Linked DNA regions of Homo sapiens: all the other regions are linked to region 4. The links are chromatin contacts, found by Hi-C or POLR2A ChIA-PET in ENCODE. All regions are on one chromosome and are shown on one strand. Each heading gives the region's core, a stretch centred on a gene start or an enhancer-like site at or near the end of the contact. The rest is flanking DNA. Distances are from core to core; before and after follow the strand shown. Region 1 holds the start of EIF4G1 (eukaryotic translation initiation factor 4 gamma 1). Region 2 holds the start of RTP4 (receptor transporter protein 4). Region 3 holds the start of POLR2H (RNA polymerase II, I and III subunit H). Region 4 holds the start of TRA2B (transformer 2 beta homolog). Region 5 holds the start of VPS8 (VPS8 subunit of CORVET complex). Region 6 holds the start of ABCC5 (ATP binding cassette subfamily C member 5). Region 7 holds the start of BCL6 (BCL6 transcription repressor).

Region 1 (3,916 bases), core at 211-2,710, 1.6 Mb after region 4:
AAATAAGGGGAGCAGATCTGCGGCAAGAGCCTTAACAATCCACATACCCCCTCCCCGTGACAGCCCCCGGGGACAGCCCAGGGGCCCTGTCTCAATTTGGCAGCAGGCGGCTGCACTTTGCCCTGACACAGATGGGGGTAGGAAGATCCAGAGGCTGGAGACTGCCTGGTCTCCCCCACCCCCACCCCTGCTAATTCCTCCCTAATTACCTGTGGGAGTCCGGGGGATGGGGCGGGTGGGGGGCCTGTGGACTGTGGAGCTTTGTTCATTTCATTTGGTGCCACATCAGGGTCCCCCCAGCACCTGTTGGGAAAGAGTGGCGCTCAGGAAGAGGAAGGGACCCAAGCTTAAGGCAAATGGGGCGGTGAAAGGGTTGATGCAAGGGCTGGGTCCCATACGGAGTCCCAGAGATGCCAAGAGGGTGAAGCAGAAAAGATACAGCCTGTCCCCACCAACATGCTGTCAAACCCGCATCACTTCCAACCAACCCCTGACCTACTGAAACAGACCCCTCACTCACCCCCTCGATTAAGAACAAGTCCACGGTGCGGCCTACAGGTTCTGGGCATCCGAGGGCCTGGGGTTGGGAGGTGAGGGTATCAACCTGGCTCCGCGGGGCCCCAGACCAACCAGACCGGAAATTCCAGGTCTCGCTGGCACCAGGCTCCCGGATCACGAACGGAGCTAGCTGCTTCGGCCGTGGCGTCCCCACCCCCCACCCGGGGACACCGGGTTCGGGCCTGGCCCAGGGGCACACAGGATACGCCTGCCGCCGGGGAACCCGCACTGGGCCAGAAGCTAGGCCTGCCGCCGCCCAGGAGTGTAGGCCAGGAAGGGCGGGAGTCAGGCCCTAAAAGGCCAGGCGGGCGGCGGCCGTCGAGGAGCCGGTTTCAGGCAAGTGAGGGTCGGCCCGGAGGGCGGGCGGGGCCGGGGGCTCCTCCCTGCCCGCCGCCACCGCCTCCCTCCCCTGCGCCCTCCCTGCGCAGCGCGGGCCAGTGCCAAAGAACAACGTGTCACTTCCCGGCGGCCTGGCCGCGAAGGGGGGAGGGGGCGGCGGGCCGGGAGCCGTGGTGCCTGCGCCCGTGGGCTGCCGGGCCTCCTCGGGTCAGGCCGAGGTGGCATTTCGCGGCGACGAACCCGGCGCCCTACCAGCCCGCGGGGCCCGCATAGTCCGGCCCTGCGCTCCCCACCCCCACCCAGCAGCCAGGCCCGGCCGGGCCAGGCACACGTGGGCCGGGGATCGGGACCCTGGCGGGCCGGGGCCCTGGGTCGGGCCGCGGGGCCAGGGCGCCGGGGCGGCGGCGCAGGGTGGCCGGTCCCGGCCCGGATGGCGGCGGATGCGGGGGGAGGGGGTGGGGGGGCCGGGTCGGGCCCGGACATGGCGGCTTTACCTTCAGTCTCCTTCAGTCCGCGCGGCCGAGCCCCACGCAGCCGCACAGACGTAGTCCACAACCATTTCCGGCTCCCCGCACAGATCCCGCTCGGCGGCCACCGCTTCTCCGCAGGCGCAGCCGGCGCCCCCACGTGACCGGCGCAGGGGGCGGAGCCGCGCCGGGCGATCTGCGCCGCCGAGCACATGGGATTTGCCCCCGCCCCGTCACGTGACAGCCACAGCCCGCCCCCGTGTCCCCTCCCGAACTTTGAAACTCCCAGACCGATTCCCCTCTGTGTTTCTCTCTGTTCCGCGATTCTTTAGTTCATTCATATTTTAAGCAACCATTTATTGAGTGCATGCTAAGTACAAGGCGAAGTGCTGGTTGAGGGCTGAGAAACTGAAATCAAAGTCTCGGCAAAAAAAAAAAAAAAATAAGCGGGGCGCGGTGGCTCACACCTTAATCCCAGTACTTTGGGAGGCCGAGGTGGGCGGATCACGAGGTCAAGAGATCGAGACCATCCTGGCCAACATGGTGAAACCCCGTCTTTACTAAAAATACAAAAATTAGCCGGGCGTGGTGGCGCACCCGTAGTCCCAGCTACTTGGGAGGCTGAGGCAGGAGAATTGTTTGAGCCCGGGAGGCAGAGGTTGCAGTGAGCGGAGATTGTGCCACTGCACTCTAGCCTAGCCTGGCGACAGGGCGAGACTCCATCTCAAAAAAAAAAAAGAAAGAAATTAAAGACTCCGTCCTGCCTAAGTAAATCGTGATACAATACGAATTATGCAGGCTTTGAAAATAATTTAGATTAGGTCATTGAAAGGCCAATAACAAAGGAAATTAAAAGGATAGAAACATTCTAATTAGGCAAGTAGTATGAGATTTGTAGTTTAAAAAGATCATGGGCCGGGCGCAGTGGCTCACGCCTGTAATCCCAGCACTTTGGGAGGCCGAGGCGGGCGGATCACGGGGTCAGGAGATCTAGACCATCCTGGCCAACATGGTGAAACCCCGTCTCTACTAAAATACAAAAAATTAGCTGGGCCTGGTGGCGCACGCCTGTAGTCCTAGCTACTCGGTAGGCAGAGGCAGAGAATTGCTTGAACCCGGGAGGCGGAGGTTGCAGTGAGCCGAAATTACGCCACTGCACTCTAGCCTGGCGACAGGGTGAGACTCCATCTCAAAAAAAAAAAAAAAGAAAGAAAAAAAGAAATTAAAGACTCAGTCCTGCCTAAGTAAATCGTGATACAACACGAATTATGCAGGCTTTGAAAAGAATTTAGATTAGGTCCTTGAAAGGCCTATAACAAAGGAAATTAAAAGGATAGAAACATTCTAACTAGGCAAGTAGTATGAGATTTGTCGTTTAAAAAGTTAGAAACATTCTAACTAGGCAAGTAGTATGAGATTTGTCGTTTAAAAGGATCATGGGCCGGGCGCGGTGGTTCACGCCTGTAATCCCAGCACTTTGGAAGGCCGAGGCGGGCGGATCACGGGGTCAGGGCGGATCACGGGGTCACCATCCTGGCCAACATGGTGAAACCCCCATCTCTACTAAAATACAAAAAATTAGACGGGTCTGGTGGCGTGCGCCTGTAGTCCCAGCCACTCAGGAGGCAGAGGCAGAAAACTGCTTGAACCCGGGAGGCAGAGCTTGCAGTGAGCCAAGATTGCGCCACTGCACTCTAGCCTGGATGACAGTGAGACTCTGTCTCAAAAAATAAAAATAAAAATAAAAAATAAAGGCAGGCACGGTGGCTCACGCCTGTAATTCCAGCACTTTGGGAGGCCAAGGCAGGCAGATCACCTGAAGTCAGGAGTTCGAGAGCACCCTGGCCAACATGGTGAAACCTCATCTCTACTATAAATAGAAAAATCAGCCAGATGTGGTGGCAAGCACCTGTAGTCCCAGCTAGTGGAGAGGCTAAGGCAGGAGAATCGCTTGAACCTGGGAGTTGGAGGCTGCAGTGACCTGAGATCACAACTGCATTCCAGCCTGGGCAACAGAGTGAGACTCTGTTTCAAATAAATAAATAAATAAATGAAATAAAATATAAAAAGAGCAGACACTCCCACGGAGGGGCAAAAGCGTAAGGATGGAAGAATAAGGACAGAAGAGAAGTAATCTTAAAACTGACAGCCGGTCGGGGGCGGTGGCTCACGCCTGTAATCCCAGTATTTTGGGAGGCTGAGGCAGGCGGATCACCTGAGATCGGGAGTTTGAGACCAGCCTGACCAACATAGAGAAACCCCGTCTCTACTAAAAATATACAAAAATTAGCCAGGCATGGTTGCGCATGCCTATAATCGCAGCTACTCAGGAGGCTGAGGCAGGAGAATTGCTTGAACCCGGGAGGTGGAGCTTGCGGTGAGCTGAGATCCTGCCATTGCACTCCAGCCTGGGCAACATGAGCGAAACTCCGTCTCAAAAAAAAAAAGAAAAAGCTGACAGAGGCCAGAAGGGACCATCATCTACAGCCAAATCCACAGGTCAGATTGCTTGAGTTTTCATCCAAACTCTGATACTTATTACCTGGCCAGAA
Region 2 (3,955 bases), core at 80-2,579, 1.4 Mb before region 4:
AGCATATACTGTATTTGATACAATATATAATAATACATATATTATTTATAAATTTATTATTCTGAAATACATAGTACATATGTATATATAATTATATATCATTTATGTATACATATACATATATATTTTATCTTATCCCATTATCTTATGGGAATGTATACGAAGGAATACTTACTCTGCCTAGGAGAACCAGAGAATGCTTTTAGGAGGAGGAGGCACTAGAGTGGGCCTTGAAGGATGAGCAGGGAGGGGTGAGGGGAGGGTCTGCTGAACAAGCAGAACTCCATGAACAAGAGTGTGGAAGTCTGAAGATGCATGGCATAGCTAATAGTCCATAAGGAATGGAGTAGGCCATACCTGAGGCAGGATGGGGCAGGCAGGCAAGCTGAGTAATAGGTCAGATGAAAACTATACCGAAGGTCCTGTGTGTCATTTAAAAATAAATTTGATTATCCAGGTCAGCAATTCTCACCCTCCTAACATGGTCAAGGAAACTGGTTCCTGCAACCTGGAGGCTTGCTGGGGGTTAAAGAGGGAAGTGGTGAGTAAGGGAGGAGTATTACTTGGTGACTCCATGAACTGGGTTTTAGATTTAGTTTTTGCAACATCATTCTATACTATTATCCCCAGGCCTTCAGTAAAGCAATGTTCAGAGTAACTGCTTGATCTTAGCCAATTCTTAAGATATTTAAAAAAAAAAAAAAGGCTCCGTCCCAGGCTTGTACTGAACAGTGCCAAGGCTTGGAGAGCTGGTGCAGCTGGGGGAAGCTGGTCAGGACTGCTGGGGAGACTGCAAAAGACTCTAGAGGTAGTCTGGAACAAATGACGTGGTGAGAAACTAGAAGGGAAAATTTATGGAATAGGGAGCCTTCTCCAGGGTTTTCCAGAAATATTTACGGAGGGAAACCTAGTAAAAGAAGAAACTTCCAGCAGTTAAACAAAATGGAGGTTTGGAGTCGTCTTATCATGTCGACCCTAAAGAGTACTATGACCACAATAGGATGGAGGCCCTGGTGACATTTACTCCTTCAACAAGCTCTCAGAGGAATAAATCATGCTAAGCTGAGCCTGAGCCTCTCTTCTCAGAAGAGCTATTGCCTGGGAAACCCACACTCACCAGCCAAATGCTCTCTGTTGGTATTGCTTCCACCCTTGAGCCAGGCAGTCTAGCTGAAGGTTGCCATCCAACTTCAGCGTCCATGTGGCCCGGGGTTTTGCCTCTTGGATTAGTTCTTGAAATGTCTGCTCCCAAGTCCAGAAATCTACAACCATTTTTTCCCTCTGAAGCTGAGAGAGTAGCTTTCAGGTTTGCTCGTTTCTCAGGAAGAGACAAACAGTTTCAGTTTCGGTGTTCGGTTCAGTTTCTGTTTCTGTGTATGGACATGAGCTGTTTTTTTCAACCTTCATTTTAGACTGTCTGAGTACACAGAACAAGTCTTTGTTCTGAAAACAGACAGCAGCAAAACTGTGTTAGTTAATAGGCCTTGCTGAGAGAGAGATAAAGAGCTCTGTTCTAGATTCTGGGGTCACATATAAATTCGCTTTTATTTTCTCTCTCTCATTTTTTATAATAGGCAAAGTGAGAGGTGACAGCATGCTGGTAGCCCTCGCAGCCCTCGCTCGCTCTCGGAGCCTCCTCGGCCTCGGTGCCCACTCTGGCCGCGCTGGAGGAGCCCTTCAGCCAGCCACTGCACTGTGGGAGCCCCTTCCTGGGTAGGCCAAAGCCAGAACCGGCTCCCTCAGCCTGCTGGGAGATGTGGAGGGAGAGGCACGGGCAGGAACCGGGGCTGCATGCAGGGCTTGCAGGCCAGCTAGAGTTCTGGGTGGGCGTGGGCTTGGCGGGCCCTGCACTCGGAGCGGCCGGCAGGCCCCCAGCCCTGGGCAGTGAAGTGCTTAGCACCTGGGCCAGCAGCTGCGGAGGGTGCGCCAGGTCCCCCAGCAGTGCCGGCCCACCGGCACTGAGCTCGATTTCTCGCTGGGCCTTAGCTGCCTCTCTGTGGGGCAGGGCTCGGGACCTGCAGCCCGCCATGCCTGAGTCTCCCCACCCTGGGCTCCTGCATGGCCCAAGCCTCCCCGACGAGTGCCACCCCCTGCTCCATGGTGCCTGGTCCCATCGACCGCCCAAGGGCAGAGAAGTGCGGGCACACACGCAGGACTGGCAGGCAGCTCCACCTGCTGCCCCCGGGGCGGGATCCACTGGGTGAAGCCAGCTGGGCTCCTGAGTCTAGTGGGGACTTGGAGAACCTTTATGTCTAGCTAAGGGATTGTGAATACACCAATGGGCACTCTGTATCTAGCTCAAGGTTTGTAAATGCACCAATCAGCACCCTGTGTCTAGCTCAGGGTTTGTGGATGCACCAATCAGCACCCTGTCAAAACGGACCAATCAGCTCTCTGTAAAACAGACCAATTGGCTCTCTGTAAAATGGACCAATCTGCAGGATGTGGGTGGGGCCAGATAAGAGAATAAAAGCAGGCTGCCCCAGCCAGCACTGACAACCGGCTCGGGTCCCCTTCCACGTGGTGGAAGATTTGTTCTTTTGGTTTTTGCAATGAATCTTGCTGCTGCGCAGTGTTTGGGTCTGCTCTGCCTTTATCAGCTGTTAACACTCACCCGGAAGGTCTGCAGCTTCACTCTTGAGCCAGCAAGACAATAAACCCACCAGAAGGAAGAAACTCAGAACACATCCGAACATCAGAAGGAACAAACTCTGGGCACTGTGCCTTTATGAGCTGTAACACTCACCATGAGGGTCGGTGGCTTCATTTTTGAAGTCAGTGAGACCAAGAACCCACCAATTCCGGACACAAAAGCACTGTTTTTGGCACTGGGAAAAGAGTATCCTGTAGCTAAGAAACAATTCCTGCCCCCACAGATGCTCACACCCAGGTGGAGACAGGGAGGTTAGGAGCAGCGTAGGGGAGCACGTGTTTAATGCTCATCTCCTACACCCCATGTATCCTCACCAGTCCCGCGAAGGATTATTCTTGGAGTTTTGCAGGTTAACTGCACAGAAAGCTGGGGTACTTTGTCCAAATCCCCTCAGTTAACGAGCAGTGGAAGTGAGACTTGAACCCGGGTCTGTGTGACTCCAAAACCTGCCATGTGTCCGCCCACCTCACTCCCTGAAGAGAAGCTGAGAATGGCATTTCAGGTTCCAGGCTGGCACACTGGAGCCAGTGTCAGAGGAACCGTAGGGAGATTTCCTGGGTCCTGAGGCAGGAGGTCAGCTGCATGAAGGGATTATCAAACTCTGCCCTCCACTCTGTAAATTATGTGGAAGGGCAAATACGCACAGGTGTGGGGGCCGTCTTTCAGTGGTAGGATACAGAGAATTCCCATTTTGGGGTAAGGGATTGAGATGAGATGACCTTTAAAGACACTTGTAAGTCTAAAACGCGGAGATTCCAGAGAGTAAGCTTTGTCCTCCTGGGGCTTAAATTCAAATAGGGGAGATAGGACAAGCAGGATGCTTACTTAGGTCTTTAGAACACCCGCTACAGCTTCTGTGTCTGAGACAGGATCAGCCTCAGTCTTCCTGGGTTTTCTAGGCTTCCATGTGCCCTGTCAGCGACTCAGAGACACCCTCTCTCTTTCCTTCCCTTCCTGGATACCTGTGTCTATACACATGATATAGGAAGCTCTAAGAACTTGTAATTGGATCCACAGGATGTTAGAGTTGGGAAAACCCTTAGAAATCAACTTATCCCTTTTCCCTTTAATTTTTATACACGAGAAAACTGAGGCTGGGCACCGTGGCTCACGCCTGTGATCTCAGCACTTCGGGAGGCCAAGGAGGGTAGATCACTTGAGGTCAGGAGTTTGAGACCACCTGACCAACATGATGAAACCCCATCTCTACTTTAAAAATTACAAAGTCAGCCAGGCATGATGGCGCATGCCTGTAATCCCAGCTACTTGGGAGGCCAGGGCAGGGGAATTGCCTGAACCCAG
Region 3 (3,895 bases), core at 1,363-3,862, 1.6 Mb after region 4:
GGAGACGGAGGTTGTGGTGAGCTAAAATCGTGCCACTACACTCCAGCCTGGGCAACAGAGAAAGGCTGCGTCTCAAAAAAAAAAAGGTATATACCAAGCAGCTAACTCTAACTCAAAGAAGACTTCACAAAGCGCTAAAGATTCTGAGGGCAATACAAGAATATAGGCTCTGAAGTCAGATTACTCGCTGTGAAGCCTTGGGTGGTTTACTCAACCTCTCAGAGAAAAATGGGAAAGGCACCACCCACCTCATGAGGACTGTCATTTTTTTGAGACGGAGTCTCGCTCTGCCGCCCAGGCTGGCGTGCAGTGGCGCGATCTTGGCTCACTGCAACCTCCGCCTCCCAGGTTCAGGCAATTCTCCTGCCTTAGCCTCCCAAGTAGCTGGGATTACAGGCGCCCGCCACCACGCCAGGCTAATTTTTGTATTTTTGGTAGAGACGGGGTTTCACCATGTTGGCCAGGCTGGTCTCACAAGACAGTGTCTAGCACAGAGCAGGTAGCGATTATAAATATGCCTAGGAGTTTGCCAGCACCATGACAAAAGGCCACCCAGGCACCGGGCACGGCATGCGTGAAGCCAGAGAGAGCTCGGGAGTCTCCGTTTTCTCATCCATAAAATGTTTACTGAGGGAGGTCCCTACACCAGGACCTGCTGGTAGGGGCAGGCCACAAGAGCTGGGTGGACACGGGGCCCAGGGGCATGTCCGCGAGGTTAGCCTCTTCCTCCAAACCGCCCCTACATACCTTACTTACCTCGGTCAAACTTCTTGCCCTCCGGGTCAATATCCTTCACATCGAAAATATCCTCAAACAGGATGCCCGCCATCGCGAGGGGGCCACGAGAGCAGCAGAAGGGGTGAGAGCGCGACCACAGTTGGGAGTACGTGCACCCCCTAGCGTGGACAAGACCGGAGAGAACCAAAAGCACCTCCTGAAAGCGCGGCGGCCAGACGAGAGTGGCGCATGCGCACAAACAAGCGGTAACGCGACCACTTCCGCCACAGCCTCCCGCTCGGGGCTACTTAACTTCCGTCCCGAAAGATTGCTTCCGAGAGGCTTCGGCATTGAGGGCGGGTCTCATGTCCAGGTGGCTCTGCCCAGGGCGGGGAAGCAATAGGCTGTAGAGCGGGTTCTCGCGCTCCGCTGGGGCCCTACTGCGCCCTCTTCAGAGGCCGGGTTCCGAAGACTGGAATGCGTGGGGGCCTAACCCAGGCAGGGACCTTGATCCTTGGCCCAGAGAAGCCGGGCCCTAGCCCTACCCCGCCGGTCCGCGTGCCCGCCGAGGGCACAGTCCGCGCCGAGGGCAGGTGGAGCAGAACCCCGCCCCAGAGGTGCCCAGCCCCTCCAGCCGGCACCGAGGACCCCGGGGCCGGCCTGGGCCGGCTCGGCCCTGCTGGACGTAACCCGAGCCGGATCCGTCCAGTTTGGGAATTTGCCATGACGTCGCTATGGAGAAGAGGAAAGCCTGCATTGTCCCCTCCTCTCGTACTGCACCCTCCCACCACTGCCCTCCCTCTTCCCCCCAGGCCCTGCTCTCTTCCCCTACACCGCCCCTTCAGCCGGGCTCCCGCCACCCCCCTCCCCCGGGCATTACCCCTCCAGCTTAGTGCTGCGCGTTCCCCCTCCACTGCCTTCTCCTGGACACGGATCCCCTCCGTGCCCCTTCAGCCTGGCACTGCCCTGTCCCTTGGATACCAGCTCTTCCCTCACACTGGCCCTTCCTCCTGAGTGCTGGCTTCTATCACAAGGCCCCCCCTTCCCGGGCACTGCTCCCGCCCCCTGAGCCCCGCCTCTGCCTCCCAAATGCCCCTTACTCCTGGTGCTGGCTCTCCCGCACACTTGTGCGTTTCCTGGGCGCTGCCCTCGCTCCTCTCACACTATCTCTACGCTGCCCATCCACCCTGCGCGCGCTCCGCCCTCTGTTCTATCCTTCCCCAGCCCCTGATAGAGAACCCAGAACACCAGCAGGCAGTTCCCCCAAAGCGGAGGGATGGAAGCAGCGACTTGGGTTCCTCCTTGGGCCCAGCCAGGGAGAAGCGACCCACGCCCGCGTCCCAGGAGTAGACTTCCCGGCACCTGGAGCTCCCTTCCCTCCGGCCTACCCCTTCCGGTGCCCTCCCCAACCTCCACCCCCGCACACCCCGCAGGCCCGGTTGCTCCAAGTGCACCTACCCACGGGAGCCCCGAGAAAAGGAAGGATGAGGAAGACGGCCCCAACCCTCTCCGAATCCTTCCAGCTTTGCTTTTCACCCCTGACGGGGCAGAGGGGCCTTCCCAGGCCTGTCTGGGCCGCTCGTCTCTTCGGAGGGGCAGAGGGGAGGCGGCTCCTAACGGGCTGACCCGGAGGAGTCCGATGTAGACAGCTCCGCAGCCCCCAGCCCCAACCCCTACGGAGCTCAGGCGTCTGCAGCCCCTCCTGCCTGGGCACGGGGAACCGCGAACCCGGGCCGGCCCCTCCACGTGCCAGTAGACCCGCCCCTCCCGGGCGCCCCTCTCCGACCCGGGCATCCGCAGGGAGCCGGCGCGGGCTTGCGCCTTCCCAGCGCCCCTTGCCGCCTCTCGGGAGGCCCCGCGCGGACCCCAGCCTGGCTGGGCCGTCCCCTCCGGATGGGCCGGCGGGCGGAGCAGCGCAGAGGGCACCGCCCTCGGCCCGCCCGCCGGGGAGGGGACGCGAGCGGGAGGCTGCGCCAGCGGCGCCCGCCGGGGGCCCGCCGCACTCTGCTCTCGGCCTCCCGGGCTGCGGGGACGGGACGGCTGCCGGCGCGGACTTTGCGGGCCGGGAGCCGAGTCCAGGACAGAGCCGGAACCGCCGAGGGAGGCGAGAGGGCAGTGCGCGGAGATGGCGGCCGCGGCGGCGGAGGAAGGGATGGAGCCACGGGCGCTGCAGTACGAGCAGACCCTGGTAAGTGAAGCTGAGCTGAGCCCCAGGAGTGCGCTCCGGGACCCCTGCTCCAGGTTACCCTGGGAAGCGCGAGGACCAGGGGCCTACCCTAATCCTGTCCTAGCATTTTGAGCTGGGGAAACTGAGGCTTGGAAGTCTGAGGCTGCAGGGCCGAAGGGATGGAAAACTGCATGCTGGTTTCTGGCTGAGGCTGAGGGCCTGCAGAGGACAAGGACACCAGGTACTTGTCTCAGGTGTCCTTCCCCTCACCCCACAACATGCACGTTTTCTTTGCACCTCCCCTTCACCACCTGGGCCCAAGTCTCAGCACCCCACTGCCCCTTCCGCGGCACCATTCACACCATTGAACTTTCTCTACGCCACTATCTCCACCACCCAAGACATTCTCTGTGTCCCTGCCATGTGCATGGCACCATGCTAAGCATAGAATCGAGTGTGTAGAAAGATGGTCAGCCCCAGACCCTACCTCTGGAGGCTCCACACCCAGCGTTGGCTCCAGGAGCCCCTCAGTTGACTCTGGAAAAAGGTGGCTTGCCACTCTGGGGGACAGGAGCTTTAGGGAGGGTGGGTGAAGCAGGAATGGGTGTGGGAATTGGGACCTTTGTCTATGCTGATGCGGGGTATCCAGCCCCCACCCACCCCAGGGTGTGTCCCCTGACCTCATTAGAAGCAGGGGTCCTGGGCTCTGAGCTGACTTATCGCCCCCATTGTTACTTGGTGTTTGAGAAGCCACGTGACCCTCCTCATGTCACTGGGGTGGAAGACCCAAGCCCTAGGGAAAGGAAGGGGCCCGTGGTTCCTTTTTACCAGCTTGGGCTGGAATTTGCCCAGGAAGGTGGCAGGGAGGGAACGTCTTGGAGAGGAGAGGCTATAAGTCTGGGAGGTGCCCAGTTAGGAGAAAGTAGCTGGATGAATCAGGATGTCAGGGAGAGGTGGGAGTAGAGCAAGGGTAGAGGGGCCAACCCTTGGGATGGGGTAGGAGACACTTGC
Region 4 (3,582 bases), core at 936-3,435:
ATGCTACAACATGGATGAACCGTGAAAACGTACGCCAAGGAAGCCAGTTACAAAAGATACATACCATATGATTCCATTCATATAAAATGTCCTGAATAGGTTAATCTATTGAGAAAGAAAGATTTGTGATTGCCTAGGACTGGGAGGGTTGTGAGGAGTGGAGAGGAGGAGGGATGCAAAATGACTATTAATGAGTGTTTCTTTTCTTAATGTGATGAGACTACTCTAAAATTGTGGTGATGGTTGCACAATTCTGTGAATAAAAGCCATTTGAACTGTACACTTTAAATAAGGGAACTGCATAGTAGGTGAGTCGTATCTCAATAAAGCTGTTAAAAAAAATCAGGAGTTGGGGATATGGGGCTGAGGCAGGAGGAACACTTGAGACTGGGAGGTGCAATGAGCCACCGCACTCCAGCCTGCACGACAGAGCCAGAGAGACCCTGTCTCAAAAAAAAAAAAAAAAAATCAAATGACCCTTTACCAGTATCAAAGTGCCTCATCAGCCAGGTACCACCTTTTCAATGGATGGGGAGACTGAAGTGTAGAGGAATTAAGTATCCGACTTGGGGGTTGGGGGAAGTGGCTCACGCCTGTAATCCCAACACTTTGGGAGGCCGAGGTGGGAGGATCGCTTGAGCCCAGGAGACCAGCCTGGCCAATATGCCAAAACTCCGTCTCTATAAAAAATACAAAAAATTAGCCTGGCGTGTTGGCAGGCGCCTGTAATTCCAGCTGCTACGGAGGCTGAGGCGGAGAATCACTTGAACCCGGGAGGCAGACGTTGCAGTGAGCCGAGATCGCGCCGTTGCACTCCAGTCTGAGCGACAAAGCAAGACTCCGTCTCAAAAAAAAGAAGAAAGAAAGTATCCGACTTGGTCTTGGGCTCTTCTCACTATAATCCAACTATATTCTCTTACGAAATGGCAGAATTAATCTTCCCTCCTTGTGACACCCCTGTAGTTATACATGCCTCTGGCACTTACAATCATTTTTTCTAATTGTGTTTAACGGTTCTAGCACATTACTTTGTAACTTTAGAATAGAGATTGTGTCTGATTCCTGTGTATTAAGGTCCGACCTTTTTTATTTTTATTTATTTATTTTTTAGACAGAGTCTCGCTCTGTCGCCCAGGCTGGAGTGCAGCGGTCCGATCTCGGCTCACTGCAACCTCCGCCTCCCGGGTTCAAGCGATTCTCCTGCCTCAGCCTCCCGAGTGGCTGGGATTACAGGCATGCATCACCACTCCCGGCTAATTTTTTTGTATTTTTAGTAAAGACTGGGTTTCACCATGTTGGCCAGGCTGGTCTCGAACTCCTGACCATGTGATCCGCCTGCCTCGGCCTCTCAAAGTGCTGGGATTACAGGCGTGAGCCACCGCACCCAGCCGATCTGACCTTTTTTTTTTTTTTTTTTTTTTTTTGAGACGGAATCTCGCTCTATTGCCCAGGCTGGAGTGCAGTGGCGCGATCTCGGCTCACTGCAAGCTCCGCCTCCTGGGTTCACGCCATTCTCCTGCCTCAGCCTCCCAAGTAGCTGGGACTACAGGCGCCCGCCACCGCGCCTGGCTAATTTTTTTGTATTTTTAGTAGAGACGGAGTTTCACTGGGTTAGCCAGAATGGTTTCGATCTCCTGACCTCGTGATCCACCCGTCTCGGCCTCCCAAAGTGCTAGGATTACAGCGTGAGCCAGCGCGCCCAGCCCGATCTGACCTTTTTTAAATGAAGACGTATTCAGGAAGGAAATATCTACAAGTAAGACAAAATTAAGTAAGAACCCAATGTACGAACATTCACTTCTCTAACAAAGGAAAGACACAAAACAAGAAACTAATAAGGCGGAGAAAGGAATTGAGATTGGGGGAAACAGCATCTCCTTCCTCCCTGCACACTCGGCAGGTTCCCTGGAAAGTTCTAGAAGGGATTCAGAAGTGGCTGGTGACATCACTGTGGCTCCGTGGCGCCCACTACAGCAGCCAAACGACACGCTAGCTTTCCCGCCTCATAGAGGCTCGTGAATGGGGGTGGGGCCCTGCGAGGGGCGGGGTCACGTCACTTCCTGTGCGGGACGCGCTGCAGCTGGAGAGGAAAGGCAGAGCGAGGAGGGGCGAGGCCAAGAAAGCGCGCGTTTCTGGGAGGGGAGGAGCCTGGCTAAGGAGCGCCGCGTCACATCCGGTAGAGTTAGAGCCCGTGCGGAGGCGGTGCGGAGCATTTCGGCTCTGAGCGGCTGGGCGACCGGCGCGTCGTGCGGGGCTGCGGCGGAGCCTCCTTAAGGAAGGTGCAAGAGGTTGGCAGCTTCGATTGAAGCACATCGACCGGCGACAGCAGCCAGGAGTCATGAGCGACAGCGGCGAGCAGAACTACGGCGAGCGGGTACGTAGAGCTGCGGTAGGGGGTGGCTGTGTGGTCCTAGCTCCTTGCATCTTTTTCTAGGCCCGTCGGCCTCGGGCCAGGAGGCAGGGGCGTTTTAGGCTCCGAAGTCTGAAGCCGGGAGGGCAGGCAAGGGAGACAGCATTTAACCAAAAAAAGCCTTTGTGGATAGTGCCTTAGTGCCTTTGGTCGTGAAGGAGGGAGGCCCCCGGCGGGTTTATGTGGCTTCTGCCCGAGACGGCCGTTTTTCCCGTTATAAGAGGGGGAAGATGAAAATGGCCGCTGCGTCCCCGCGGTGTTGGGGGAGGGGAGCGATATCTTATTTCGGCGTTGCTCTCCTGCGAAGGTCCGCCGCAGCCATCTTGGGCTGGCGGGCTGGGCGAGCTGCCAGAGGCACAAAATGGCGGAGAAGCCGCGCGGCAACGCGGACCCGACCCGCAGCGGGCCGCGCTTCGTAAGGCCGCGTGGTGGGGTGCAAGGGGACAGACGACGTTCTTTTGGGTCTTTGGGCCGGTGTTTAGGTTAACGAAGGACCGTCTTTGCCTCCACGGAAAGGACGGAGTCTGGGATGTCTTTGGGGCCTCTTAAGATGGAAACTAATCCAAGGCCGACTAAGTTCTGGGCCCGTTAGGTGGAGGGGATTGCGTGAGGGCTTTGTGTTTGGCCTAAATGAAGCGCTTTTCTCTGATGCCGAAAGGGCTTCCCAGGCAAAAATCTGTATCAGTATTCTATTAGGACAGACCACAAAGTCGTTAAGATGATTTTGTGGACATCGCATTTCCACGGGATTGTGAAGGAGAAATTGGCGGGCAACCATTTACGGCGCCGTTATTTCCTTTGTTTTGAGGCGTTCTAATACTTAGAACCACAGCGTGTGTTGGCTACAGTTTTCTTTCCCTTAAGTTTCCACCTCTTAAAGGTGTTCAGTGAGGGTTGATTGAATTGCGGGAACAAGACAGTTCTAGGGTTTAAACAGCATACGTAGCTGGTCTGTGGGGCTCTGGGTATTGGATTCGGAAAGCATTGAATGATGCGAACATACGAGGCTTGCTAGAATTAAGAGGAATCTGTTAGAAGGGTGATAGAAAAGCACCATAGAAATTGATTTTTGAGGCTGTGGGAATAATTTGTGCTTTTTTAAAAAAAAAAAACAATTTGTTACCTAAGTTTCCCCTTGTTGGTAAAGCTACCTTAAGATCTGAATATGATTT
Region 5 (3,559 bases), core at 674-3,173, 1.1 Mb after region 4:
TGAAAAATCCAACGCAAAGCTATATTTCCTTGCTAAAACACAGAACACATTTAATAATGTCATACAGCGTGAAGATAAGTCAAATATTCATTCAAGATTCAGTTAAGAATACAACAGTTTGATCTTACCACTATGTACCGATGACACCTACAGCTGTGGATCAAGAGAACATACGATCTAAACTCTATGAAAGCTATCAATAGATCCAAAGTTAAACATACTTCATTAAATTCAAAAGATCTTACTTCTCATTCACATACATAACTGACATTTTGTGTCACACTGGTTGAAATGTCAATGGAATAGTGAGATACAGCTAAGAATCACCAACATGTCCCAATATTCTGGAAGACAGAAAACATCCATCTGCTGACAATGGTCCAGATACGAAGCAAATATATTAAATATAAAGAAAAAATCAACATATTACTCTGTTAGAGCTCTGGAAAGAATTTTCTCACAAATGCCTCTTTGACCATATAAAGCCCAGTAGTTCAACGAATTTTTTTTCCATTTATCTTTATTGCATATTCTATGGAACAGGCCAGCTATTGCCAGAGGATTCAATACCTATTCTGTGCTTAAATTTAACCATGAGCAAACCCACGTCTTACACAAACATATGCAGATTCTCCATCCACATTTATATTAGATATACCTCAAACCCACACAGGCAGACATAGACATACACAGACAATTAACATGTAATTGTCTCCCAAATGCAGACATTTGGAGTAAGGTTTAGCACCACAAGCTAACATCCATGCTTGTTTTGCTTGGGTTTTGGGGTTTTTCAGTAGGGGAAAGTAGAGTATGGTAGAGGGTGGATGGTGCAGAGGCCAGAAGCCTTCCTATTCATTCTAACAAGAATCTAAGAAGTGGAGGGGGCCTGCTTATTTAAAGAAGGCTCCCCAGCTAGCTATTCCTGATAACCCACGGCCATGGAACCTCTCACCGATCCTACCTCCTCCCACCCTATCCTCCTGTAAAGCACCCCCATTTTGTACACCCAGACACTCTGAGCAGCTGTTTCCCTCCTTCCCCAGATGCCAAGCACAAAGAACTGGCCAAGGCACAGGAGTAGCCTCGAACTTCAGAGGCCCACCTTTCACCCTGCTGCCCTCACTCTGGTGCACAACTTGCACGCGGAGACAAACTGGAACCAGCCTCACAGGGTGCGCACCGATCCTAAGAGGTGGACACCCCATCTAAGCCTCAGGCTCAGGCACCTTGATATCAGTCCCTGGAGGCTAAAGGGGTCCACACCTGTTTCCCAGGCCCGACAGACCGGCTACACACCTGTTCCGCCCGGGAGTGGGGAGGGGCATGACACCCGCCGCCTAGGCTCACAGTCGGGGGAGCGGGCGCGCCAGTCCCTCAGCCTAATTGCCGCACGACTGTAACAGGACAGAATGAGGCTTGCAATTATAGTCGCAAAGTAGATAGGGAACTGAGGGGTTACTGGCCCTTTGCAGAAAGGGAGAGATACACAAATACATCACCGGAGTCACTGGATTTAGTGATACCTCAGCCCCTTCCAGGTTTGGAGCCAATAAATCCCTTTTTACTTAAGCCCATTTGAATTTTCACATTCATTTGGAACCAGTAAGTGGAAATTGCCCGACCCAGTTCCGGGCCAACGTACGACACGCCCCTCCACTCGAGAATCAACCCCGCCCGGCCCGTGGCTCGGGTCCGGTTAGCCCGTCAGGGGCTGCTCTGTTCGCTCCCCGAGGTCCCGCCGCTGTCGCGCGGGGAGGAGACGCCGAGGCTCAGAGACCTGTCGCGCGCTCTCCTCCTACCCTGAATACGGCCCCTCAATCCTGTCTCCTTCCACGGGCCCGCTCTCTGGAAACTCGTTACCTGAGCTTGCTGCCATTCCGGCCGTGGACCGCCGGCCCACGTGACCGCACCCACTGCTCTAGCCTCACGCACGCGCACTACCTACCACTGCGGGCAGCGCTTCCGCTTTCCTCCTCGCACTGCTCCCCCTCCTGGGCGGTCCGCGCCTCTTCACCACGCCCCTATTTAAAGGGCCAGAGATACGCCGTCTTCCCCCCTACGGAAAAAATGGGTGATTCACATCTTGAGGACCAAGAGAATGGAAACGTCGAAAGAGTAGCGCAGACAAATAAATAACAGTCCTTGAGGTGAGAGGAGAAAGCTCCTCCTTTAAGAAAGTGAACTTACTTGCAGCCAGCCCAGAAGGGAAGTTGATTCCCTGCCTTTTGGAGTTTGCAACCAGTAAATTTTTTTTAACTTTTTTTTTTTTTTAAAAGATGAACTCAGAATTGCCTATTTATTGTGTCAAATAAGTACAATAGGCACACACATACTAAAATACCAACTATTATCTTGTAATATATCATCAGTGTTGCTCCCCAAAATACATCTTAACACCAAAAATACAGGAGAAACATAGTCTCAAATAAAGGAAACATCTGAAAAATGAACAAAAACGTATGCTTATTTCTCTTATCGCTCCTGAAGAAAGGTGAAAGCTTTCAGAACAGACTGGTTTCTAGAGTCATCACTGTACGTAACATTAGCCCCAGGACACAGATTTTAGGCCTGCTGGGGGCTATATAGGTCAAGAAAACAGGAGGAAGAACACCAGAAGATACTCTTGGAAGGAGATACAGAAAATATTCGGTTGGGCAGACATTTTTGAGCATCAGCTAGGTTCACTAGACTTCTGGGCCTTCAGAAGACCCGAAGGTGTTGCCCTGTCCTCCAGGTATTTATTTTCTAAGAATTCAGTGTACAGACATAACAAAATACAAGGCAGGCTGTTTTGAGTAATATAAAGAAAGACATTGAACCACCATTTTCGCACAGACAGGGGGAAAGGGTGAAACACTCAAGGAAGGATGTGGTATCTTGTCAGGGCCTTGAAGGATTTCAGTAGCAGAGAGCAGGGAGAATGCCTAGCTGAGGGAAGGGTGGGATCAAAGGCAGTACAAAGCAAGTTTGGGAACTAGTTATTGGCCTGATGTAGCCGTGGTGTGGCCAGTGGCTTTCAACCTTCTTTTAATCATCCCTCACAGTAAGAAATACATTTCAGGCCAGGTGCGGTGACTCATGCCTGCAATCCCAGCACTTTGGGAGGCTGAGGCAGGTGGTCAGGAGTTCAAGACCAGCCTGACCAACATGGAGAAACCCTGTCTCTACTAAAAATACAAAAATTAGCCAGGTGTGGTGGCATGCACCTGTGGTCCCAGCTACTCGGGAGGCTGAGGCAGGAGAATTGCTTGAACCCAGGAGGCAGAGGTTGCAGCAGTGAGCCAAGATTGTGCCATTGCACTCCAGCCTGGGTAACAGAGTGAGACTCCGTCTCAAAAAAAAAAAAAGATACATTTCAGCCATGGCCTAGTATAAAAACACACACAGTATGCGCATATGTGTGAGTGTGCATTATAGATAGATAGATAGATAGATAGATAGATAGATAGATATGCTGAAACAGTAATTGCCCTTAGAGTGTACAATGCAACTTGGTATTTTCTATTCTATTCTCTTTTTTTAAGTGCTGGTTACTGAATTCATTTCAGTACTCAGT
Region 6 (3,699 bases), core at 516-3,015, 1.9 Mb after region 4:
GCTGTCTGTTCATGTCATTTACCTATTTTCCTATTGGGTTATCTGCCGTTTCTTACTGAACTTAGAAATTATTTTGAATATTTATTATTCAAAAACTTTGTCAGTTATAACTTGTGGTTTATCTTTTCAATTTATGCCATCTTTTAATATGGCAAAAATTATCAATCTTTCTTCCTTTATTCTTTGTTTCTTGTTTAAAAAGTTCTTTCCTACTCCCAAGTTCATAAAGATATTTCCTATCTTCTTCTAAAAGTTTTTAAGTTTTCCCTTTCACATTTAAGCGTTTGATCTACCTGAAATGGGTTTTTTCTGTGTGGTATGAAGCGGTAATCCCTGATTGTTTTTTCATATGTATAACCAATTGTTCCAGTACTATTTACTGACTCTTCTTGCTTTCCCCACGGATTCGTAAGGTTTTCTGTCACAGATCAAGTTACATGGATGCACCAGTCTGTTTGGGGGCTCTTTATTCTATTGCATTGGTCTATCAATCCGTGCGCAAGAATATGCTGCTTTACGATACAGTAGTGTCTTCACACTAGCTAACTAGCTAGCTGTTATAAAGATGGACAAGTCACTTTACCTTCTCCTTCTTCCTCTTCCTCTTCTTCTTCTTCTTTTTTAATCTTTGAATTAAAAAAAAATACGGCGGGGTGAGGTGGCTCGCGCCTGTAATCCCAGCACTTTGGGAAGCCGAGGCGGGCGGATTACCTGAGGTCGGGAGTTCGAGACCAGCCTGGCCAATATGGCGAAACCCTGTCTCTACTTAAAAAATACGAAAATTAGCCGGGCGTGGTGGCGGACGCCTGTAATCCCAGCTACTCGGGAGGCTGAGGCAAGGAGAACTGCTTGAACCCGGAAGGCGGACGCTGCAGTGAGCCGAGATCGCGCCATTGCACTCCAGCCTGGGCAACAGAGCCAGACTCCTTAAAAAAAAAAAAAAACTCATAATACCTACTCATAGGGCTGTAATGGAGATTAAAGGAAACAAGAATGGTATGTAAAGCATCGGATACAAGGTAGGGAAGAACTCAACAGTGGCTTTTATTTAATGATGCTGAAGGTACCGATGAAACAGAGAAATAAAGGGATCAATCTTTCTGGGAGCTTCAGTTTCATTTATAAAAAGAAGAAGATGAGTTAGCATAACATTTCTAAGGCTCTTGCCACTTCTAAGACTGTGATCCTGGCATTTTATTATCTAGAGACCAGGCAGCGAGACATTGATGGGCAGTTGGTGTTAAAGTGAGAAAGGCGGTATCTGCGCAGACTGCAGGGTCGAACCATGAGCAAGCAATCGTATCTGCCACAACAGATAAGAACTGGGGCTGGCCGGCCTGACGACTCTCAACGGGTTAGACGCGGGCTACGATGACCTTCACGATCTTTTCTGGCAGCTACACGGCCACGCAGGGTGGGACTGCTCTGCCTACGAACAGCACTGTGTGCGAACACAGGGCCACGGTTAAGCCTCCCGGCTGCCTCCCCCAGGGAACACGACCCCTGAGAAGATTCCAGACAGTCTCGCAGAGGCACGGGGAAGGATGGAACAGAGCCGGGAGCTCGGTGGGAAGAGGGGCAGCCCGCACCGCCCCCGGGATGTCACCGGCGCTTCTGGGAAATGTAGTCCTTCGCCGCGTCCGCAGCCCTGGGCACTCGGAAGGAGGACTACAGTTCCCTTCAGCCTTGGGAATGCTTTGTGCAGCGCGCTTGCGCGGTGTGGCGGCCGATGCCGCTATAAAGGCTTGTTTTGCTGCAGGGCTCATGCTCGGGAGCGTGGTTGAGCGGCTGGCGCGGTTGTCCTGGAGCAGGGGCGCAGGTAGGTGATGGCTGCTGCCGCACCCCTGCCCTCCAGCTCGGTTGTCACGGGGATCACCCCTTTGCATTTCCTCGGGGCGTGGCGGGATGTGGCCAGGGCTGCGAGCAGTTCGGGGGACACTGGAGACTTGGGGAACGGCGTATGGCCTCCCCCTGGTCTCCTGCCGCCGCCTCCTAGGCCTGTGAGCCCGGGGTCTGGTGACGGGGTCGTGTGCTGGAAGACAGGCAGGTAGGATCGGGATGAGCGGGCAGGGACGCGGGCTACGTCCCTGGCCGCGGCCGCCAGGGGGCGCTGCGCCCGCGGGCCGTGGGTGTGGGTCGCGCTCGCCTGGGCAGGCCGGAGCGGGCTGTGGGAACGCCCTAGGGCCCGGGCATCCCAGGCGAAGCGGGTCTGAGAGAAACGCCCACCTGGGAGGCTGTGCAGCGGGTGGCTCGGGGCACCCTGCTCAACCCGCAGCGGAGCCGCCAGCGACCTTCGAAGTAAGTCATCCCCTTCGTTTTTGCAAGCGGGTAAATGGAGGTACGTGACATAAGCACGCGCAGCAAAGCCGTGGCTGTGCCGGGAACGCAGCCCAGATCTCTCCACGGTCATCCAGTGCTCTTTTCGCTTCTGCCACACAGAGCCGCGGGTGGCTTTGTGTTTATCACACAGGGGCCATTTGGTTTCTGCACAGACGGAGAGGCTGGAGGCAGGTGGGCACAGGAACGACGGGGAAAGTTTCAGGAGGTCTTGGAGGAGGAGATGGCTAGGTTTTACTGTGGTCCGCAGCGTGTATGAAAGGTGAGGCTGCTTGGAGACGCAACAAGTGGATTACAGTGGGTGTGGTAAATACGTATCCCTTTAGCGTGGTGTCTTCCTCGTGCAGCTTGAGGGCCTGGAGGTGATGGAAACCTACTCATGAGTGTTGGGATGACTGCAGCTTGCACACACCAGTCTGGTAATCCCGTGCAACTCTCCTCCTGCCATGCAGTTGAATCAGTATCATTGTGCAGGGAGAGTGTCTACACTTTTATCAGTGGAAAGAGAATCTTGGTAAAAAAGGGCAGCTGACTAAGTGGCCTCAACCCTATTGGGCACTTCTTTGGGGTTCTCCCACGTTGATTATTCTGCTTCTACCCTTGTACATGTCTGGACAACAGGTTTGTTTTTTACAAACAAAAATCCCTTCTCTTTCTTCCTCTCTTGATAGCTGAGGCAAGTGAGCATTTAAAAAAGATATTCCAACAACTTTAAAGGAGGACACGAGAAGATAGGGAAATATAAATAGTATCAGTAAAATGGCTGGCCTGGGGATCCATCCTTGCTTGCTTGCTTGCTTCAGACTGGGGCTTTGTTTCTTTCCAAACCTGTCAGGATTCCCAGCTCTTCGCCGGCCTCCACGTGGGGTGCCCTCTTTTATGTTCCAGATACACAGACGATGGTGTCCTTATGTTCAAGGCCACAGACAGTAACTTTGTGCCTACTTTGGGCCTGCCTGCTCTCCTGATTGTGCCTCTTTTTCCAGGAAAGTAGAGATGAGTGTGTTAGAGATAATGGAACACTGTTCCCCACACCCTTCATACATAGAATAACTTAGTCCCTTAGGATAGTTTAGCAGTGTCTACCACAGCAGTCACTGTAGGCACAAAACAGTCATTATTTGTGTCATAACAGGGAAGTCGTTTTGTCCCTGCCTCTCTCTGCTCCTGTGCTCCACTGATTCTACTTCATCCTTTGAAATAAAAGTGGTTGAAAGAATCTTTGGTTATCATGGGTGCTTAGATAATTAAGATTATGTTCGTGTTCTTCTTGATGTGGCATTTCATATTGTGGATGAGTTCCAGTGACCTCCTCTGTTTCAAACTGCTCACCGCCCCAACCCCCACCTTTTAAAAAGGTAG
Region 7 (3,777 bases), core at 905-3,404, 1.8 Mb before region 4:
TTCACAGGGACAGACACTTTAACGCATATTTCCTAAGCTCCAGCCCTTGTGGAAAATAATCAACCTCTTTGCACCTTTCTGGGTTTTAAAACCTAAAATACAGCCTTTAAAAATGTGTGTGTGTTGTGGGGTAGGGGGGTGCATTGCCAACAACATTTTCGGTGATAGATGGAACTTCTTACGGGACTGTCAATGAAAGAGATTTTCCAAATATCCCAGCAAACAGCAATCTTTCACAGCTCTGATCACTCCTCCATTATAAACCCAAATTTTGGGTTGAGATAGGTAGATTATTTTAGACATATCTTTATTAGAAATTAACAAGTGACGAGATTTTGTGGAAGCTTTAAGAATTCATCTGTAATTTAATAAGTCGCTTGAAGGACTCTCATAGCCAAGGCTCAGAACAGCCTGACCTTTGAAAGCTGCTTCTGGTCCAAACATTTTGGGCTAATTCTTGAGGAATCTGAAATATTATTTTCCCCTCACACCCTTCTTTTAAGAGAGAGACATAAAAGAAACAAGAGTCTCCCTTATTCAGGGATGAGTAGGAGGGGAAAAAACCCGAACCAACATTTAAATAAGGAAACTAGCAGCTCTGAACAAACAAACTAGGACCCACAATGAAATGATTCTGCACTGCAATTGCCTTTAAAAAGAAAGTAATAGAGAAAAAGAGAAGGAAAGAATTTCTCCTTCTTCTCTACCCCCCCCCCACCCCACCCCCCAACTCAGCTTCAAAGCTAAGAAGACTGTGCTGCGTGTAGTGCATTGTAGTTGTGGCAGTCTGTTCTAAATACAGGCAGTATCTGTGATACTGGCACGGCAGGCCTTTAGAATTCCCTCCGGCTGATCTCTTAAACACAGACTGAAGAGATTTTTTTACAACGACCTTGAAACGAGCCTCGAAAACAAAAATCTCAAGACCTTAAGAGAAAACAAAACACAAACAGGTATTTGGCTCACAGAATTTTGTAGAAAACACACACATACCACCCCGCCACCCCCACCCTCCCCCCCACACACACGTTTCTTGCAACAAGAAATTTCCCAAGAGTCAACAATAACAGATTAAACCCACCACTTGCTGTCCTGGAAAGAAACAAACCAAACCAAAACAAATCCTTTGAACATTTCTCTGAAGTGCAGGAGAGACACACTTCAGCAAAAGTCCAAGGGGGAAAAAGAAAATTGCACCAAAGGAAAAAAAAAAAAAAAAAGTGGGGGCTGGGATTGTTACATATGGCCAAAAATTTAAGCTTCTTTCAATAGTATTAGTATTGAAATAATACATCTTTAAAACGCTTGAGGGATTAGATAGGGAAAGAAAAGGCACGTACAAAAAAATCCAACCGATGCCGATCCTGTGATTTACGTAACACCACAAACTTGCAAAAGGCAAAAAATCAGAAGCAAAAATCCATAAACCATCAAAATACAGAAACCAAAAATCCCAAGCCACCACACCAGAAAGAAAAAAACCCAGAACAACAGCAAAAACCCCTGTCCTAAATAAAAATAAAGCAAATGAACCCACCGAAAACTGCTTGGCAAATATTTTTCTCGTGGTGCCTAATATTCTAGTTGGAAAGAGCTGTGATGTTTATTTTATTTTATTTTTCTCTTACTCGCCTCTCTAACCCTACTATATATATAACATACTTTTCCCAGTGGTTCAAACCTCTCGCTCCCTTTTGTGCATTTAGCTCGATCTGCTGAGTTTATGGGTAAGAAAGAAGGAATTAGCCCCAGACCCCGGGAAAGCAAAGCGCACTCCCCCTCTTATGTCACCGAATAGCAAATTAGTTCTCAGAATTCCAGAGGCCGAGCTTTGCTACAGCGAAGGCGCCGACGTCACAGAGGAGGAGCCCACGTGATGGTGGCGGAGCAGGCCATACCATCGTCTTGGGCCCGGGGAGGGAGAGCCACCTTCAGGCCCCTCGAGCCTCGAACCGGAACCTCCAAATCCGAGACGCTCTGCTTATGAGGACCTCGAAATATGCCGGCCAGTGAAAAAATCTTGTGGCTTTGAGGGCTTTTGGTTGGCCAGGGGCAGTAAAAATCTCGGAGAGCTGACACCAAGTCCTCCCCTGCCACGTAGCAGTGGTAAAGTCCGAAGCTCAAATTCCGAGAATTGAGCTCTGTTGATTCTTAGAACTGGGGTTCTTAGAAGTGGTGATGCAAGAAGTTTCTAGGAAAGGCCGGACACCAGGTGATTATTGCTGTTGCTGCCGCCGCTGCTGCTGCTACTGCCGCCGCCGCCGCTGTTGCCGCTGGTGCCGCTGCCGCCGCCGCTGCTCATGATCATTATTTTACCTTTTAATTCTTTTTTTTTCCGCTCTTGCCAAATGCTTTGGCTCCAAGTTTTCTATGTGTATCTATTGATATAAATGTATATATTTATTTATTCTAGCTGTCAGGTGTTAAAATAAATGCCGAAGATTAGTCCCACGTCTCTCCCACCATAGGATATAGATTGTTATGTATTTATTATTATTATTGTTGTCTTTGAGTGAATCGGCCGGTTTGGGGAGGCTTTTGCCACCCTCCCTTGTGTTGTTTTGGTTTTTGGAAAGGAGGTGGAGGAGAGGAAGGAGGGGAATTAGGGGGCGGCCGGAGCAGAGAGGACGAGACAGTGCTTGGGGGGTGATTCGGGCTAGTCTGGGGGCTGTCTGGCCCCAGACCGCGGAGAGGACGCGCGCTCGCGCTCTCGCTCTTTCTGCTGCTGCTTGCGTACGGCTTGTGATCTCTCTGGATTCGTGCGGCTGTGTTTTTTCCCTCTTTTCTCGCTTGCAAACTGCTTTCCTTGCTCCGTCGCTCCTGGCCTCCGCTTCCCTCCCTCCTCTTTTTCCTCGCCTCTTCTTCCTTCCCTTCCCCTGTCCTTCTGGGTAACTCCGGGAGGCAAAAAGGGAGGCTGCCCGCTCGCTCGCCCCGCTGGCTCTCTTCCATCGGCCTCGGTCTTTTAGATTCCCTGCCTTCGAGCCGAACCGAGATTTGGAAGGAAAAAATGCAAGCGAACTCTTTGGGTTTTTGTTTTTGTTTTTTTGGTCATAAATCCAGATGAGATGAAGTATCGTGTCTACTATTTCCTTTCAGAGCCGTGATCTTCCTAATGAGAGCCGAGTGTTTTGGTGTTCCCTGCCCCTGTGTTTTGGGGAGCTTGGGGGCGGGGATGTTGAACACTTTGAAAATTATTCTTTCTTGGTTGTAGTCGAGGGAGTCGGGAACCTCCGCGCGCTCTCCCTGCTCATCCCGAGGAGAGAGACTGATGGCGGGACAGGGCTTCTTGGGGTGGGTGGGAAAGGGGTGCGCACTGCACCTGCGATGCCTTTCAGTGTGCGGGGGGACTCAGGGAACCTCGACAGGACAGCCTGGGAGAACGAGAAAGGTGGCGGGATTTCTGGCCGCTGCGGTGTTTGTATTTTGGGCGCTGCGTGACTCTGTGTTGGCTCCCAATGGCTGTTGCCTCCCTTTCCTAAATTTTATTTTATTTTTTCCCATGGTGCAAGCTCTGTAAAAAGGGAACTGCGGGCCTGAGCGTAGTGGACGCCAGGCTTCAGATTCCCGAGGTCCTTACCTTGGGCGAGGAGAAAGACGAACAGAGCCCCAGCCCGCGTTCCTTATGTGCAAGACTCAGGAGGAGAGAAGGGCACTTTGTGGCCGTGGCTGAGGGGACCCGGCGCGGGAGGAGCGGGCGCGGGCGCGAAAGGGAGATCTTTGTGAGTGATTTTGCAAAAATAGATTGCGAGGTTGGTTGGATTTGCAACCTGTGGCTCT

What was found. Hi-C counts contacts between places; a loop is a spot of excess contacts on that map. ChIA-PET counts read pairs that join two places held with the same protein, here RNA polymerase II (POLR2A). Pooled maps may share reads with other maps.
Region 1: a loop to region 4 is called in a pooled map, with 13 times the contacts of the local background. The contact joins the promoter of EIF4G1 here to the promoter of TRA2B in region 4. A Hi-C loop is called at or near these places in 2 of 37 single-sample maps with no recorded cell type and 9 of 50 pooled maps. POLR2A ChIA-PET finds 5 or more read pairs at or near these places in 1 of 52 experiments (activated B cell).
Region 2: a map of naive thymus-derived CD4-positive, alpha-beta T cell shows a loop between it and region 4 (9-fold over the local background). The contact joins the promoter of RTP4 here to the promoter of TRA2B in region 4. A Hi-C loop is called at or near these places in 1 of 168 maps with a recorded cell type or tissue (naive thymus-derived CD4-positive, alpha-beta T cell) and 7 of 50 pooled maps. POLR2A ChIA-PET finds 5 or more read pairs at or near these places in 2 of 52 experiments (HCT116 and activated naive CD8-positive, alpha-beta T cell).
Region 3: a loop to region 4 is called in a map of B cell, with 21 times the contacts of the local background. The contact joins the promoter of POLR2H here to the promoter of TRA2B in region 4. A Hi-C loop is called at or near these places in 3 of 168 maps with a recorded cell type or tissue (B cell, heart right ventricle and naive thymus-derived CD4-positive, alpha-beta T cell), 4 of 37 single-sample maps with no recorded cell type and 12 of 50 pooled maps. POLR2A ChIA-PET finds 5 or more read pairs at or near these places in 1 of 52 experiments (OCI-LY7).
Region 5: a loop to region 4 is called in a map of B cell, with 19 times the contacts of the local background. The contact joins the promoter of VPS8 here to the promoter of TRA2B in region 4. A Hi-C loop is called at or near these places in 4 of 168 maps with a recorded cell type or tissue (B cell, OCI-LY7, gastrocnemius medialis and 1 more), 3 of 37 single-sample maps with no recorded cell type and 12 of 50 pooled maps.
Region 6: a loop to region 4 is called in a map of CD8-positive, alpha-beta T cell, with 9 times the contacts of the local background. The contact joins the promoter of ABCC5 here to the promoter of TRA2B in region 4. A Hi-C loop is called at or near these places in 1 of 168 maps with a recorded cell type or tissue (CD8-positive, alpha-beta T cell) and 4 of 50 pooled maps. POLR2A ChIA-PET finds 5 or more read pairs at or near these places in 1 of 52 experiments (activated CD8-positive, alpha-beta memory T cell).
Region 7: a map of naive thymus-derived CD4-positive, alpha-beta T cell shows a loop between it and region 4 (4-fold over the local background). The contact joins the promoter of BCL6 here to the promoter of TRA2B in region 4. A Hi-C loop is called at or near these places in 1 of 168 maps with a recorded cell type or tissue (naive thymus-derived CD4-positive, alpha-beta T cell) and 8 of 50 pooled maps. POLR2A ChIA-PET finds 5 or more read pairs at or near these places in 5 of 52 experiments (CD4-positive, alpha-beta T cell, CD4-positive, alpha-beta memory T cell, CD8-positive, alpha-beta memory T cell and 2 more).

The regions. Positions count from the first base shown.
Region 1 is chr3:184,312,150-184,316,065 of GRCh38, reverse strand. It overlaps EIF4G1 (eukaryotic translation initiation factor 4 gamma 1), which reads right to left and starts at 1,460. Exons shown (of 33, transcript NM_198241.3): 1 at 1,392-1,460; 2 at 521-577; 3 at 210-303. The coding sequence starts at 269. RefSeq lists enhancers at 191-812, 1,537-2,037 and silencers at 650-1,359, 1,380-1,709.
Region 2 is chr3:187,365,759-187,369,713 of GRCh38, reverse strand. It overlaps RTP4 (receptor transporter protein 4), which reads right to left and starts at 1,329. Exons shown (of 2, transcript NM_022147.3): 1 at 1,118-1,329. The coding sequence starts at 1,272. RefSeq lists an enhancer at 1,119-1,468.
Region 3 is chr3:184,360,427-184,364,321 of GRCh38, reverse strand. POLR2H (RNA polymerase II, I and III subunit H) reads right to left here and starts at 2,612. Exons shown (of 6, transcript NM_006232.5): 1 at 2,176-2,612; 2 at 757-1,449. The coding sequence starts at 829. It overlaps CLCN2 (chloride voltage-gated channel 2), which reads left to right and starts at 2,717. Exons shown (of 24, transcript NM_004366.6): 1 at 2,717-2,905. The coding sequence starts at 2,843. LOC124906311 (a long non-coding RNA gene) reads right to left here. Exons shown (of 3, transcript XR_007096193.1): 1 at 3,565-3,895; 2 at 3,372-3,458; 3 at 3,011-3,103. RefSeq lists enhancers at 173-242, 603-722 and silencers at 943-1,122, 1,183-1,452, 1,523-1,792, 2,353-2,942.
Region 4 is chr3:185,936,617-185,940,198 of GRCh38, reverse strand. It overlaps TRA2B (transformer 2 beta homolog), which reads left to right and starts at 2,185. Exons shown (of 9, transcript NM_004593.3): 1 at 2,185-2,374. The coding sequence starts at 2,339. RefSeq lists enhancers at 2,254-2,713, 2,124-2,851, 2,754-2,963.
Region 5 is chr3:184,810,530-184,814,088 of GRCh38, reverse strand. VPS8 (VPS8 subunit of CORVET complex) reads right to left here and starts at 1,923. Exons shown (of 48, transcript NM_001009921.3): 1 at 1,864-1,923. RefSeq lists enhancers at 1,796-1,995, 2,056-2,105.
Region 6 is chr3:184,015,950-184,019,648 of GRCh38, reverse strand. It overlaps ABCC5 (ATP binding cassette subfamily C member 5), which reads left to right and starts at 1,765. Exons shown (of 30, transcript NM_005688.4): 1 at 1,765-1,819. RefSeq lists an enhancer at 1,368-1,547 and a silencer at 2,028-2,197.
Region 7 is chr3:187,743,845-187,747,621 of GRCh38, reverse strand. BCL6 (BCL6 transcription repressor) reads left to right here and starts at 2,154. Exons shown (of 10, transcript NM_001706.5): 1 at 2,154-2,212. BCL6-AS1 (BCL6 antisense RNA 1) reads right to left here. Exons shown (of 2, transcript NR_173091.1): 1 at 3,578-3,777; 2 at 1,596-2,378. RefSeq lists an enhancer at 2,516-3,041.